Linked DNA regions of Homo sapiens: region 1 is linked to region 2. Evidence: chromatin contacts called from ENCODE Hi-C or POLR2A ChIA-PET data. All regions are on one chromosome and are shown on one strand. Each heading gives the region's core, a stretch centred on a gene start or an enhancer-like site at or near the end of the contact. The rest is flanking DNA. Distances are from core to core; before and after follow the strand shown. Region 1 holds the start of ZKSCAN4 (zinc finger with KRAB and SCAN domains 4). Region 2 holds the start of H2AC16 (H2A clustered histone 16).

Region 1 (7,331 bases), core at 2,691-5,190, 390 kb after region 2:
GCACTCTGCAGATATACAAAAACCACGTGCAGAATCGTTGGTAGGAGTGGTGAAATGAATGCAACATAACAAAGCTTTCCATTTGAAGACCTTTGGGTTTTGAATTTTGCTAGGAGATGGGGAGTAAAGAGGGTTTTTTGTTTTTGTTTTGTTTTGGTTAAAATGTCTTTAGTAGATATTAGGATGCTTTCCACTTCAGGTATGAAAAACTAGGAGGAGGCCAGGCACAGTGGCTCATCCCTGTAATCGCAGCACTTTGGGAGGCTGAGACAGGTGGGTTGCCTGAGTTCCGGAATTCGAGACCATCCTGGGCAACCTGGAGAAACCTGTCTGAACCAAAATTACAAAAAATTAGCAGGTGTAGTGGCATGGGCCTGTGCTCCCAGCTACTCAGGAGGCTGAGGTGGGAGGATTGCTTGAGCCTGGGAGACAGGTTGCAGTGAGACAAGGTCTCACCACTGCACTCCAGCCTGGATAACAGAGTGAGACCCCCATCTCAAAAAAAAAAAAAAAAAAGAAAAAAGAAAAAGAAAAACTAGGAGGAGTCAAATAAGGCTGGGTCCAGAAAGGAGGCAATGGAAGACTGGAAGACTGCTTAAATAGAACTTGCTCAGACTCAGAAGCAGAAGAAACCTTAGGTTTCCCTACAATAAGTCAATTTGCAAGGGGCAGAAAATAAGTTGGTTTAGGCCAGAAACTCTGCTGAGAAATAAAGATTGCATGTTGGATGGCATGTCCAAGTGTTGTATGTCTTAGGAATCGGCCCAGATGTTCACAGCAGATGAGGAACAGCATGGAACACACAGCTGCTTCCTATTAAGTGATTTTCACTCTTCTAGTCACAGGCTTTACAGGGTTTAGATTTACACTCTTCTATTTGCAGCAGTCCTACTATCTCTGGAATGTTCTGGCTGGCTTTACAAATTCTGCCTTATTTTCTTCATAGCACTTAACAATATCTAAAATTATATTATTAATTTATTTTCTATCCTCCCTGCTAGAATGTAAGCTCCATCAAAGCAAGAATTCTGTCTTATTGGTGGCTCTCTCCCCAGTGCCTACAACACTGGCTACCATAGATGAAGGCTCCCTAAATATATCTAATGAATGGAGATCACCATGTTGTTTAAAAAACCGATTCTTTCTAGACATCAATTTTAATAAAATCAGATTTACTATGTCCTAGTTTGGTTAGGAAAGTTTTTCACCATTGTTTGAAATTTCTCTTAGTCTCAGTCTTAAAATACAGCTCTCTGTGATGAGTATATAAAGTAACTGTAAATGGATCTTTTAGGTGATCCTTAAATGAAATTGGATGAAGTCTATAGAATTCATACAACCCAGAAGAGAATACTCACCTCTATCGTGTAAGGGCTGGGATCCCAGAGATTCATGCTTGAACAGAGCCTTCATTGGCTGGCACTGGCTACTTTGAGACCCTTGAGTTTGTGTCAATAGTGCCATCTTGCAACAGAGCAGTTCTTGCCCCTGGTCACCAACGGGAACCTAGAAGTCACGATTTTTAGTTATCTACCCAACATTTCTATGTTTTCCATGTGCAAGTGATTTCTATTTTCTAGGCACTGTTTCTACAAGCCTTATGATATTAACACAATTAATATAGATAACAACCCTGTGAGCTATTATTTTGGATTTTTATGATAAGTTGCTGAAAACGGAGATGTGGCCCGGATCCTCTCTCCTGAGTGGACAGCATTTTTTTTGTTGTTGTTGGTTTTTTTGTTTTTTTTTTTTTGAGACGGAATTTCACTCTTGTTGCTCAGGCTGGAATGCAATGGCATGATCTCACCTCACCGCAACTTCCGCCTCCGGGGTTCAAGCAATTCTCCTGCCTCAGCCTCCCTAGTAGCTGGGATTACAGCCATGTGCCACCACGCCCGGCTAATGTTTTGTACTTTTAGTAGAGACCGGGTTTCTCCATGTTGGTCAGGCTGGTCTCGAACTCCCGACCTCAGGTGATCCGCCCACCTCAGCCTCCCAAAGTGCTGGGATTACAGGCGTGAGCCACTGCACCCAGCCAAGGGTGGACAGTGTTTAAGCAGCTTGCCCATGTCACCCAGCTAATAAGTGGAAATGCTAGGATGGGAGCTCAGACAGAATGACTCCAGATCCCGTGTTCTTACCATTACTCTAGGCTCCCTCATTATATACATCTGTGTGTTTACGAAAACCCTTTGGACACTGGTGCTAAATTCTCAATACTAATATATTTTCTAATCTGAAAAATGAGGATAATAATTTCTACTTTATGAGGTTTTGGAGACCAGTAAATAAGATCACAGTATGTGACATCACCTAACACAGGGCCTGGCACATAGTTATGTCCTCATTAAAAGCAGGTTTCCTTCCAGACATTGATAGTTAAATTACAGTTTTCAAGTTACTGTCTCACGTGCAGCTCAGAATTTCCCACATATTTTATGAAGAATGAAGCTAAGAGATTTGCAATGACTTCCCACTGCTACAGGGCTTGCGTGCAATAGACCTAAGTCAAGAACCTTGGTATCCAGCTCACCAGTTAGAAGATTTGGCCACACAGGTCCTCTGAAGTTGTGTGCACAGGGACACAGGACGATGCAAAGAGGAAACAGTCCCTCATAAAACAGGGAAGAACATGGAGGTAAAAATAGGCCCACTTTCTACCAGAGGTTCATAACCAGTGGTCCATGGACTTTCTCCCAAGTGGTCCATGAACTTAGAAAGGACAAAAACTAATCTTATTTTTACTGGTCTTTAAGAGAGAGTTAACATTTCCTTCAATTATGAATGGAAGCAACAAATCAAGGTAGCATAAGCAGTACCCAGGACTTTGTCACCAACAAAACCTGCACGTTTTCACACCACATTACAACCAGGCAAATAGATGCTTATCGCCATTTTGAAATTGCCAATTATAAGCCCTGTCCCTAGGTCTTATTATTTAGTGCAGTAATAAAAATCCACATATATGACTTTAATACAAATTTAATTCTTTGCTAACTGTATGTCAATATAGTTGTGTTCTTTTGTAATCCTTTATAGTTTCTTTATATATTTAAAAATATAATTCTGAGAAGGAGTCCAGGGACTTCACCTTACTGCCAAGGAGGTTCACAGTACAAAAAGAGATGAAGAACTCCTGGACCTTAAAGGAATGCCCCTCGCTCCGATCTGGGATTTCAGGAGGAAACAGACCACAGCGCTCAGATACTAAACCTGTTCTTTCTACCTGCGGCGCCGGCTCATCCAGCTGCCTCTCCAAATACTCCAATAGCACCACCACCTCCTCCCCGCTCTCTGGATGCTGCTCCCGCACCCAGCTCTGCAGATTCCCCGGCAGGATGGTCAGGAACTGCTCCAGCACCAGCAGCTCCAGGATCTGCTCCTTGCTGTGCATCTCAGGCTGCAGCCATTGTCCGCAGAGTTCTCGGAGCCGGCTCAACGCCTCGCGGGGGCCCGCAGCCTCCGGGTAGCGGAAGCCTCGGAAGCGCTGGCGGGAGCGTTCGGGGCCCCGAGCAGGGCTGCAGGGTGCTCTCACCTCCGCCGTCAAGGCGGAGGCTTCCTCCTTCTCCACCTTCACGGTCAGGAGCCCCGTCTGGTCTTCTGCAGACTGGGCGTCCAGGGCTGCGTTTTTTCTCGGTTCTCTAGCCATTCTGACCCAAGGCAGTACTCGGGTCTCACTCTAGTTGCGACCTGTATATCTTCAGAGGATTCTGGAAGGGTGGTAAATTTTCCAGTAGAACTGCAAGTGGTCCCCCTCCTGTCATGCCCAGGGGCCCAGGACACCCCCTGAGGCGCAGCTGCACAGATCTCTCTTATAGTCCGTGCCTTTGCAGGGTCGTCCTCTGCACCCCACTCTGAATCCCACAGTAAGTATCACCAAAGGATGTCTTTGGGAGTGAAAGTGATCACTCTCCAGACATAGGAGGGAAGTTGAGGCTGGGGCACAGGAAGTCTCGATGGGAACTAAGGCCACTTCCTGGGCGCTCTAGGAAGCTTCTCTCGGTGGTTGTCTCCGAATTAACCCATTAGCTACCCTGTCCTTACCTCCACGCAAGGGAAGGCAGTTAAGGGATAGAGAAGGAAAGGATGACAGACCTTGGATCATAAGAAATAGGACTGAGCCTTTAAATCCTGGAAGGATGCCGCTGCGGCTCATATTTCTTTCCTATGTAAAGCTTGCTTAAGCAGCTGGCATAAAATTGACACTAAAATTGAGCTGGAAAGCAGGGGTTCCCCAGAGCCCCAAGAACCCTGGCAGGGGGACCTTTAGTCTCTCTCAGAAACATCAAAGCAGCAGAACACATCACCAGGCACTTGCCTGGAGCGAGCAGTGGCTGCCCTTGGTCCTTCCCCACTCACCCCCTTAATCTGTCACTTTTTTTCCTCCTCCTTAAGGCCAGACTACTCCTCCCGACCCTGACTGTAGCCCTCACCTCCCACTAATCCTCAACACACTGTCCCACTCCCCCACTCACCACTTTGCACATTCCATGGCTGCTTCTCTGGCAATCAGGCTTATGCTGCTCTCCACCTCCAGAAACTCTCTAGTCTCTGGCTTCAGGGACCCCATTCTCTTCTGCTTTCTTCCTTCCTGTTTCTTCCCAGCCCCCAATCACAGTCAAGCACAGTGGCTAGATACGCAGGTAGCCAGGTTACCTGTGTAATCCTGGCTTACCCTCCCTGTGCCCGACTTTTCCAATCTGTAAATAGGGAAAGTAATAGTAGATAGGGATGTTGTAGGCATTACTAGGGATTAGATAATGTTGTGAGCACTCTTGTGTAAAGTGCTTAGAACAGTGCCTGGCATGTGATAAACTAGGCCTATCCTATAATAGAAGAAAGCCCTGAGAATTCTTTGAACTAGATGGGACTCGATTTTAAGCCATAATTGACTGTAAGTTATTTGACTGGACACTTCAGTAAGCCCCTTTCTGCCCAGTGGAATGGAGAAGCTACAAAATGCAAGTTCAGTAGTTTATGAGGGGAAAAAATATCATGTCAGTACTTTCTTGAGTTTTTCTTTCTTTGCCTATGCCTCTACATTCCAAGGATTAAGAAATAACATAACTTAAGAAAATGAGAAGTCCCAAAGACTGTTGCAAATGAAAAATACTACAAAATATCTTTCTCTTGATGAGCTACCACAGAAGGTAGGGGGCACTGCCCATGAAGTATCCTTATAAGTGAACTTGAATCTAAGTACTTTTCTAGATCCAAATATTTACAGAAATAAGTTAAGTTAGCAGTTTTCACACTCTGTGTCACACAGAATCACTGGGGAGCTTTTAAAACATCCTGATACCTAGGCTGCAACCAAGATCAATTAAATCAGAATGTCACAGGATGGGACTCAGGCATTAATAACATTTTTTGGTTGTTTTTGTTTGTTTTGCGACAGAGTCTTGCTGTGTCACCCAGGGCTGGAGTGCAGTGGCGCAATCTTGGCTCACTGAAACCTCCACTTCCTGGGTTCAAGTGATTCTAGTGCCTCAGCCACCCGAGTAGCTGGGATTACAGACATGCGTCACCATGCTGGTCTCAAACTCCTGGCCTCAAGTGATCTGCCCACCTCAGCCTCCCAAAGTGCTGGGATTACAGGTGTGAGCCACCACGCCTGGCCAACTTTCCTAGGTGATTCCAACATGCAGGTGAGTTTGAGAGTTAAGGAATTAAATGACACTTTAAAAAATCAATCAGCCAAATCCAACATGTGGGACATTCTATAGAACAGAATGATGCAGGACAAGTGAGCCCCAAAATTAGGGCTTAGCTCAAAAGGATGCTTTGCTTCGCCCAGGGAAGAGTTCAAGGGCAAGCCAGTGGTATTAGGCAGCAACTTTTATTGAAGTGTCAGTGTACAGCAGCAGCAGAGGTACTGCTCCTTACAGAGCAGGGCTACCCCCTAGGCAGTGTGCTCAGACTAGCAGCTCAAAAGCAGTTCTGCAGTCACATTTATACCTACATTTAATTATATGCAAATTAAGCACCAGATTATGCAGAAATTTCTAGAAAAGGGGTATTACCTTCTGAGTCACTTGGTCATGGCCATGGAAAGGGGTGGCAACTTCCCTGTGTTGCCATGGCAATGGTAACTGACATTGCACACTGGTGGGTATGTCTGGTGGAGAGGTGATACTGCCTCTTCCCTCTTTTAGCTAGTCCTCAATTTGGTCAGGTGTTGGAGCCCCACTTCTGGAGTTGAATTCTGCCTCCTACCTCATTCCTCCCTCAGGGATTAGATATGCCTTCTTAATTTTAAGCAGGCTGCAGAAGGGCAGTGGTCCATCTTCTGTAACTGCTTCCTGCTTAGTTTATGGGCATAGGCCCTGCCTAGCACTGGAAGAGTAAAAATCTCTGGATACCATATCTAAAGGCGGGATGCTTTTATTTTCTGGGTCAGTAGATGGGATGGGTTGGAAGCCCTGCGACGGCATTTTCTTTATCTGGAACTGTTGTAATTTAGAAGACACAGATTTTATAAAGACGTTAAACAAGCAAGGGCCAAAGATTAGTAATAACAAGATGGCTATTAAAGGTCCTAGGAGAGATAAAAACTAGGTGAGACTTTGTATGGCACTTCTGATAATTGACCAGATATAGTTGGGTTCAGTGCCCTGATTATAGATATGTAACCCGGTATCTTGCTTATAGATCTTGTGAATGTTAAATTCAACCTGTTCAGAGTTGTTACTACATGTGCAGCAGGTTTTATTAATAATTGCACAGACTCCATCTTGTTTGGCTAGTAAATAACCTATACATTTGGGCTGGCAAGTCAGGGGCTCTTCTCTGGGCATTCCAGACACCCATCTTGTGACACTATTTCAGGATGGGTAACCCTCAGGGGTCAGGGGACTTAAAGCATTTGCTAATAATTGCACTTTTTGGCTATTGTTAAATCTCTTTTGCCCTGTCCCTATTGTTGTAAACTTTAAAGGCCATATTTAAATGGCTCATAGGGGTTTGAGGTCCTATTGCTGCTTTTTATAGCTTTCTCCTAGGATAAGGGGCAGATTGAGTAATAAAATGCATACCTAGGAGAGCTTGTCCTTTTTGGGAGTCTGAGTCTGCATTAGTATATGTCCTGAGTGTTTCACCAAAATGACCCTGAAATAGAGTGGGATTTTCTCATTTTCCCTGAGTTATTTCTTTAACCTTGTCATAAATGACTGGCTTAACCACACAATTTTTCCTTACCTTTTTTCTTTTCATGGCACAGCAAGCAAATGACAATACTTGCAAGTCATGACAAGTTAAAGAATATGGTAAAATGTATAAGCCTTTTTTTTTGATTCTCTGAAAACTGGCCAAATTTTTCCTTGTATAAA
Region 2 (6,497 bases), core at 2,378-4,877:
GAAACCAAAATCTTGACCTCCTGAAGTGGTCATTTGTTTTAGGAGTTGGTCTCCTAATTTCAACACTGAGTACCAGTGTAAGTCCCATAGGCCAACCATAAAAGAGAAGACAGGTAATGTGGGTTAAAAATAGATTACCAAAAATTAAAAAAAAGAAAAAAATGGATTACAAAACAAAAATATTAAAGACAAATAGAAGACTATGTAGAAACAAATTGTATTTCTGAGATTATTGGTTCTAAAGGAACTGAAATTATAAAGATACAGGAAAGACAAGAAGGTCTCTGCTTGCTCATAGGCAGGGTGTATATGTGTGGGAATGGTTCAAACAGGAAGGAACTCTAGAGAAGCTTCAAGACAGAAAAACAATGCAAATTTTAAGACATAAAAAAGGTTTCAGGGGAAGTAAGACTTGGGATTGGCCTCAAAGTGTGGACAGAATTTGAATGGTGAACCAACAGTGACTACAGAAATGGAGGACAGCTATAAGAAACATTTCAGGGAATAATAATTGTACTTTGTGAGCCTAATATTATTTCATTCCTTGACTGTATCAGTAACAGTACTAATTTCAGATTGAATAATGTGGGTGGATCTAGTAAAGCAATAGACTTCTTCTTTCTCTTTTTTTTTTTTTTTTTTTTTTTTAGTTGGAGTCTTGTTCTGTTGCCCAGGCTGGAGTAGAGTGGTGTCATCTTGGCCGACTGCAACCTCCACCTCCCAGGTTCAAGTGATTATCGTGCCTCAGCCTCCCGAGTTGCTGGGATTACAGGCGCATGCCCACCAGGCCTGGCTAATGTTTTTGTATTTTTAGTAGAGACGAGGTTTCACCATGTTGGCCAGGCTGGTCTTGAACTCCTGACCTTAAGTGATCTGCCCACCTTGGCTTCCCAACAGGCTGGGATTACAGGCATGAGCCACAGCGTTGGCCTAGCAATAGACTTCTGTAAATGTTTCTAGCAACATTTTGGAAGTTGGAGAGAAGACAGTCACTAGCTTTGTCTGCAGACTTGGCTGCTTAACTGTCCTTGGCGCCTTAACTGTCCTTGGCTCTCTGAGCTCATAAATTCAGCCTAGATTTTGTGCTTTTCATTCACATAGGCCCTTCTAAGGCCTCCAGCTTTTTGATGAGAAAAGATTGACTAATACCTAGAAAAACAACAAAGGTGTTAGGTTTCATGATCCTGGTATCTGACAGTCTGTAGAACAATTGGGACTTGTATTTCCACACTGATTCCTGGAAAAGGCAAAATGGCTTTCCCAGCCTAAAAACTGGGAGACTGCACTTCTCTCTTGGAGAAAAGGCCTTCTCATGACTCTCCCACTTTCACATTTCAAAAAGATTGCCTTTTTGTTTAGAATTTCCCCCTTATTACAGAAAAAAACAGTAAGGAGAATATAGAGTGAGATGAAATGTGGAGCTGACTCAGAAAAGAAACTGACCTACATTCTAAACTCTTAACCAAGAAAAAATTTGATCATATTAAAATTATGGTAAACAAATGCCATTCCTTATAATGATGAGACATTAAAGGTGAGGAAAACATGAAGCATAATCAATTTACATCTTAAATTAGAGGAACTTCATAGGACAGGTGTGAAAGTGGGGAGAAGCGTGGAGTACTTTGGTCTACTTAGGACAAATGTAGAAAAAAGTAATTAGTAGAAAAATTCCATCTGCCAGCATGGCATCTGGATTAGCAAGGAAGGATCCAAACCTCATTTCTAACTGGTGGGAAGAGGTAATATAAATTGGTTCTAATTTCTTTCCTTCCTCTTTCTCCATTTTAATCTCAACACCTTTAGGTCATTTTGTGCAAATTAGGCAAGAAAGCACATTCCCTGCTTTCATGTTATAAAAGAAAAATTGAAAGAGAATGCCACCTGGATTACATGGTAGTCACTGAGTATCCTACCAGGTGGCCTGAAAATTGTGGTGTAACCTGCAAAACGTCCAGTGATATTTCAGTAGAGGTTGATAGGACTTTTACTTTAAATACTTGGTTTTCTAGACAATAACTCAACAGGGGATTCTCGGTGTTGAAATTGAGCCTGGATAAGTGAAATTCGCACAATAAAACTCCCGTTTTGTGTATTTGACGTTTGTAACATAAAATACTTAGTAGCAGATAATATTGGAAATATCATAAGGCCACAATGTATCTTTTGCATAAATTAAGAAGCATTTATGAAAGGCTTTAGGTTAAAGCTAACTGAACATTTCAAAACTAGGGATAAACGAGCGTCAGTTCTATTTAGGAAGTGTGAATATCTCTGAAAAGAGTCCTTAGGGTGTGGGTCAGGAAGAACCTAGTGGAGTGTGAGTCAGGAAGAACCTAGTGGGGTTCCAAGTGGACGAACCAGCAAGGAGCTCACTTGGAGCTGGTGTGCTTGGTTACGGCTTTGGTGCTCTCGGACACAGCATGCGTGACAGGCGAACAGCCGTCTGGATCTCCCTGGAGGTGATGGTCGAACGCTTGTTGTAACGCGCCAGGCGGGAAGCCTCGCCCGCAATACGCTCGAAGATGGCATAACGAAGGTGTTCAAGATCCCCATTGCTTTGGACGAGATGCCGGTGTTGGTGGACCTGCTTCAGCACCTTGTACAAGTACACGGAGCAGCTCTCCTTGCGGCTGCGCTTTCGCTTCTTGCCTTAGTAATAGTCTTCTTGGAACCCTTTTTCGGGGCTGTGGCCGACTTGGTGGGGTCAGGCGTGTTGTAGTTTAACTGCAGAAAGGGTACAAGGAATAGGAAAAAGCGGCCGGGCGCGGCGGCGCACGCCTGTAATTCCAGTACTTTGGGAGGCGGAGGCGGGCGGATCACTTGAGGTCAGGAGTTCGAGAGCAGCCTGAACAACATGGCGAAACCATGACTCTTCAAACAAATGTAAAAAATTAGCTGGGCGCGTGATGCACTCCTGTAACCCCAGCTACTGGGGAGGCTCAGGGAGGAGGATCGCTTCGGCCAGGAAGGCGGAGGTTGCGGTGAGCCACGATCGCGCCACTGCTCTCCAACCTGGGCGGCAAAGCCAGACCCTGTCTCAAGGGAAAAAAAAAAAAAAAAAAAAAAAAAAAGTCGCCGGGCGCTGTGGCTCACGCCTTTAATCCCAGCATTTTGGGAGGTTGAGGCAGGTGGCTCACCTGAGCTCAGGGGTTTGAGACCAGGATGACCAATATGGTGAAACCCTGTCTCTACTAAAAAATACAAAAATTAGCCGGGCTATGGTGGCTGACGCTTGTAATCTCAGCTACTCAGGAGGCCGAGGCAGGAGAATCACTTGAACCCAGGAGCGGACGTTGCAGCGACCGGAGATCGTACCACCGCACTCCAGCCCGGGCGAGAGGGAGACCCTGTCTTAAAAAAACAAAAAAAGAAGAAGAAGAAAAAGCTGTGTGTTGTAACGTCCTGTTCACGAATTCTTATGCAAATGAGGTGATTAATAAAATAGTGTGTAGGACTGGTGGCGATTCTAGATGACGTCATATACACGTTTGTCCAATCCAAAGAAGCATGTTTCATAACAGCGATTCCATTGGTTGAAATAAAACTGTAATTTGAGCCAATGGCACAGCTTTATTTTCGCGCCCAGTATTGACTATAAGTAGTGGAGCTCTGGTGAACTTCTCTCGGCTGTTCTCAGTTCCTCCATTTATCGTTTCTTCGTCATGTCGGGACGCGGCAAGCAGGGAGGCAAAGCTCGCGCCAAAGCCAAGACCCGCTCTTCTCGTGCCGGTCTCCAGTTCCCCGTGGGCCGAGTGCACCGACTGCTCCGCAAGGGCAACTATGCTGAGCGGGTCGGGGCCGGCGCGCCGGTGTACCTGGCGGCGGTGCTGGAGTACCTGACTGCCGAGATCCTGGAGCTGGCGGGCAACGCCGCCCGCGACAACAAGAAGACCCGCATTATCCCGCGCCACTTGCAGCTGGCCATCCGCAACGACGAGGAGCTCAACAAGCTGCTGGGCAAAGTAACCATCGCTCAGGGTGGTGTCCTGCCCAACATCCAGGCTGTGCTACTGCCCAAGAAGACCGAGAGTCACCACAAGGCCAAAGGCAAATAATGTCTCCATAGAATCACTTTCCAATACAACGGCTCTTTTCAGAGCCACCTACTATTTCTGCGGGAGAGCTGGGCCACTGGTTAAACATTTGGAACGTTTGTTATGAAAAGATAAAGCATTTTTCATCTAGAGCTTAGGAATGACTTTTAGGAAAAACCTTACAGGATTCAGGTGACATGTTTAAGTCAGAATGTGAACTAGTTATTTAATGTAGGGCTTACAAGAATGTTCGCTGTGTTTATTCATCTCGTGTTATATGAACTAGAACCAATAAAAAAAAATCCAGAGCCAGGCTCAGTGGCTCACGCCTGTAATCCCAGCACTTTTGGAAGCTGAGGCGGGAAGATCGCTGGAGCTCATGAATTCGAGATCTGCCTGGGCATCATAGCGGATACAAAAATTAGCCGACCGGGGTGGTGCACGCCTTTAGTCCTAGCACTTCACAGAGGCTGAAGTGGGACGATCCCTTGAGCCGGGGAGGCTGAGGCTGTAGTGAGCCGAGACCACGCCACTGCACGCCAGCCTGGGTGACAGCGAGAACCTGACTTGAGGAAAAAAAAATAATCCAGTACAGAATGACACGGTCATATCAAATTGGCATGTAATAGAGACCCCATCTTGAAACTTGCTACTATATTGTCTTGTGCGTTGATAGCATATTATATTAATGCCGAACACATTAGTGACGCCGAAGTAGCTGGTGCCTAAATGGCTTAAACGCGGAAAAACCACATACAGATGATGGAACAAAAACTGGCCAATCAGATTATAGAGCGGGCTTTTTAAAATATAAGAAGCTTCTTTGTAGCTAGGCGTCTGACAAAAAGCTTGACACCAACTTAACAAAAACCAACGGCTGGAATTCATACTCTAATAACAGACTGCATGGGTAAACTACGTGGGGAGTCCAACCAACACCCTGGACTCTTGCTTGCCTTGCGTTACTCGATTAGGGTTGAGGGAGAACTGCCCGAGATTTTTCGAATGCAAGGAATCTTGCTGCCTGATCTAACATGTTGTGCACAGCCATTTTTTAGAGGTCTCTGGGTGGCTCTGAAAAGAGCCTTTGGGGCTTTGTTGCGGTTTTCACACGCCAGCTTCCTACTTCTTTTTGGCAGCCGCCTTCTTGGCCTTTGCAGCTTTAGGTTTTGCTGCTTTGGGCTTAGCGGCTTTGGGCTTTGCCGCCTTCGGCTTAACTGCCTTGGGCTTGGCAGGACTCTTGGTTGCCTTTTTCGGTTTGGCAGCGGCCTTGGCCTTCTTAGGGCTCTTCGCCACCTTTTTGACGCCAGCCGCCGCGGGCTTCTTCGCCTTCTTCGGAGTCTTCTTCACTGCCTTTTTCGCCCCTGCAGCCTTCTTGGCCTTCTTAGGCGTGGCCCCCGCGGGCTTCTTAGCTTTAGCGGCGCCTGCCTTCTTGGCTTTGGGCTTGGCTTCCCCGGAGGCCGCCTTCTTGTTGAGTTTAAAGGAGCCAGAAGCACCAGTGCCCTTGGTCTGCACCAGGGTGCCCTTGCTCACCAAGCTCTTGAGGCCCAGCTTAATGCGGCTGTTATTCTTCTCCACGTCGTAGCCACCGGCCGCTAAGGCCTTCTTAAGGGCTGCCAAAGAAAGGCCATTGCGCTCCTTAGAAGCAGCCACAGCCTTGGTGATCAGCTCTGAGACTGGGGGCCCCGTCGCTTTGCGCTTAGCAGCGCCGGCGCCGGCAGCCTTCTTAGTTGCCTTCTTCTTAGCCGGGGATTTCTCCACCGGCGCTGGGGTGGCTGTCTCGGCAGGAGCGGTTTCCGACATGGTGGCAAGAAACTGCTAGAAGAGAATAAGCTCGAAATCTAAAGAGCAGGTTTTGCGTTGCTGCTATGCTCGGGCCCCGGGCTTATATAAGCCGGCGCTGCCCTGTGATTGGTGGAGCGTCCAATCCACCGCCCTCTGGCCGCCGCCGCTCGCGGTTGGACTCCCAAATTGTGTTTGTTAGTCCTCAAAATTTGATTAAATGCTTAAAACAATGGTACAGAATTTGGCACTTTGAAGCTCCAAAGGAGGAAAACAGCCTCCAGGTTCACATACTTGTTTGTGTTTTCAAGAATCTTGTGCAATTGATGAAAGATATTTTAAAAAATCCCTTCAGCTTTTCATAAGAATCCATTGGGCTGAGGGCATCATGTTAGTTAGTAGCGTGTCGCGATAAATTTCTACTAAGTATCCAGTGAAAGTTATTTTTAAAAATTTGCCCATGAGTTCATGCTTTGATTTTTGCAAGAGAAAAGACACTGGGTTCCTTGGTTTGGGCATGAAGTTTGTTTCTAACTGTAGCAAGTAACACAGGCACAGGACAGCTGGTTGCCTACAGCCCCAACTTAACCACATAGACTTGACTTTACAAACTGGTTCTGTGTCCTAGGAGTTTCCATGTGCTAATGTCTTTACAGAATGGGATTTTGCAGCTTGGAA

What was found. Hi-C counts contacts between places; a loop is a spot of excess contacts on that map. ChIA-PET counts read pairs that join two places held with the same protein, here RNA polymerase II (POLR2A). Pooled maps may share reads with other maps.
Region 1: a loop to region 2 is called in a pooled map, with 2.2 times the contacts of the local background. The contact joins the promoter of ZKSCAN4 here to the promoter of H2AC16 in region 2. A Hi-C loop is called at or near these places in 5 of 50 pooled maps. POLR2A ChIA-PET finds 5 or more read pairs at or near these places in 6 of 52 experiments (A673, GM10248, PC-9 and 2 more).

Annotation. Positions count from the first base shown.
Region 1 is chr6:28,248,329-28,255,659 of GRCh38, forward strand. It overlaps ZKSCAN4 (zinc finger with KRAB and SCAN domains 4), which reads right to left and starts at 3,941. Exons shown (of 5, transcript NM_019110.5): 1 at 3,230-3,941; 2 at 1,359-1,506. The coding sequence starts at 3,652. RefSeq lists enhancers at 3,500-3,569, 3,700-3,749.
Region 2 is chr6:27,861,690-27,868,186 of GRCh38, forward strand. It overlaps H2AC16 (H2A clustered histone 16), which reads left to right and starts at 3,628. Exons shown (of 1, transcript NM_003511.3): 1 at 3,628-4,109. The coding sequence starts at 3,666. The coding sequence ends at 4,058. It overlaps H1-5 (H1.5 linker histone, cluster member), which reads right to left and starts at 5,899. Exons shown (of 1, transcript NM_005322.3): 1 at 5,103-5,899. The coding sequence starts at 5,840. The coding sequence ends at 5,160. It also overlaps the pseudogene H2BC16P. RefSeq lists enhancers at 2,409-2,588, 3,249-3,318, 3,379-3,448, 3,646-4,167, 3,719-3,808 and 3 more.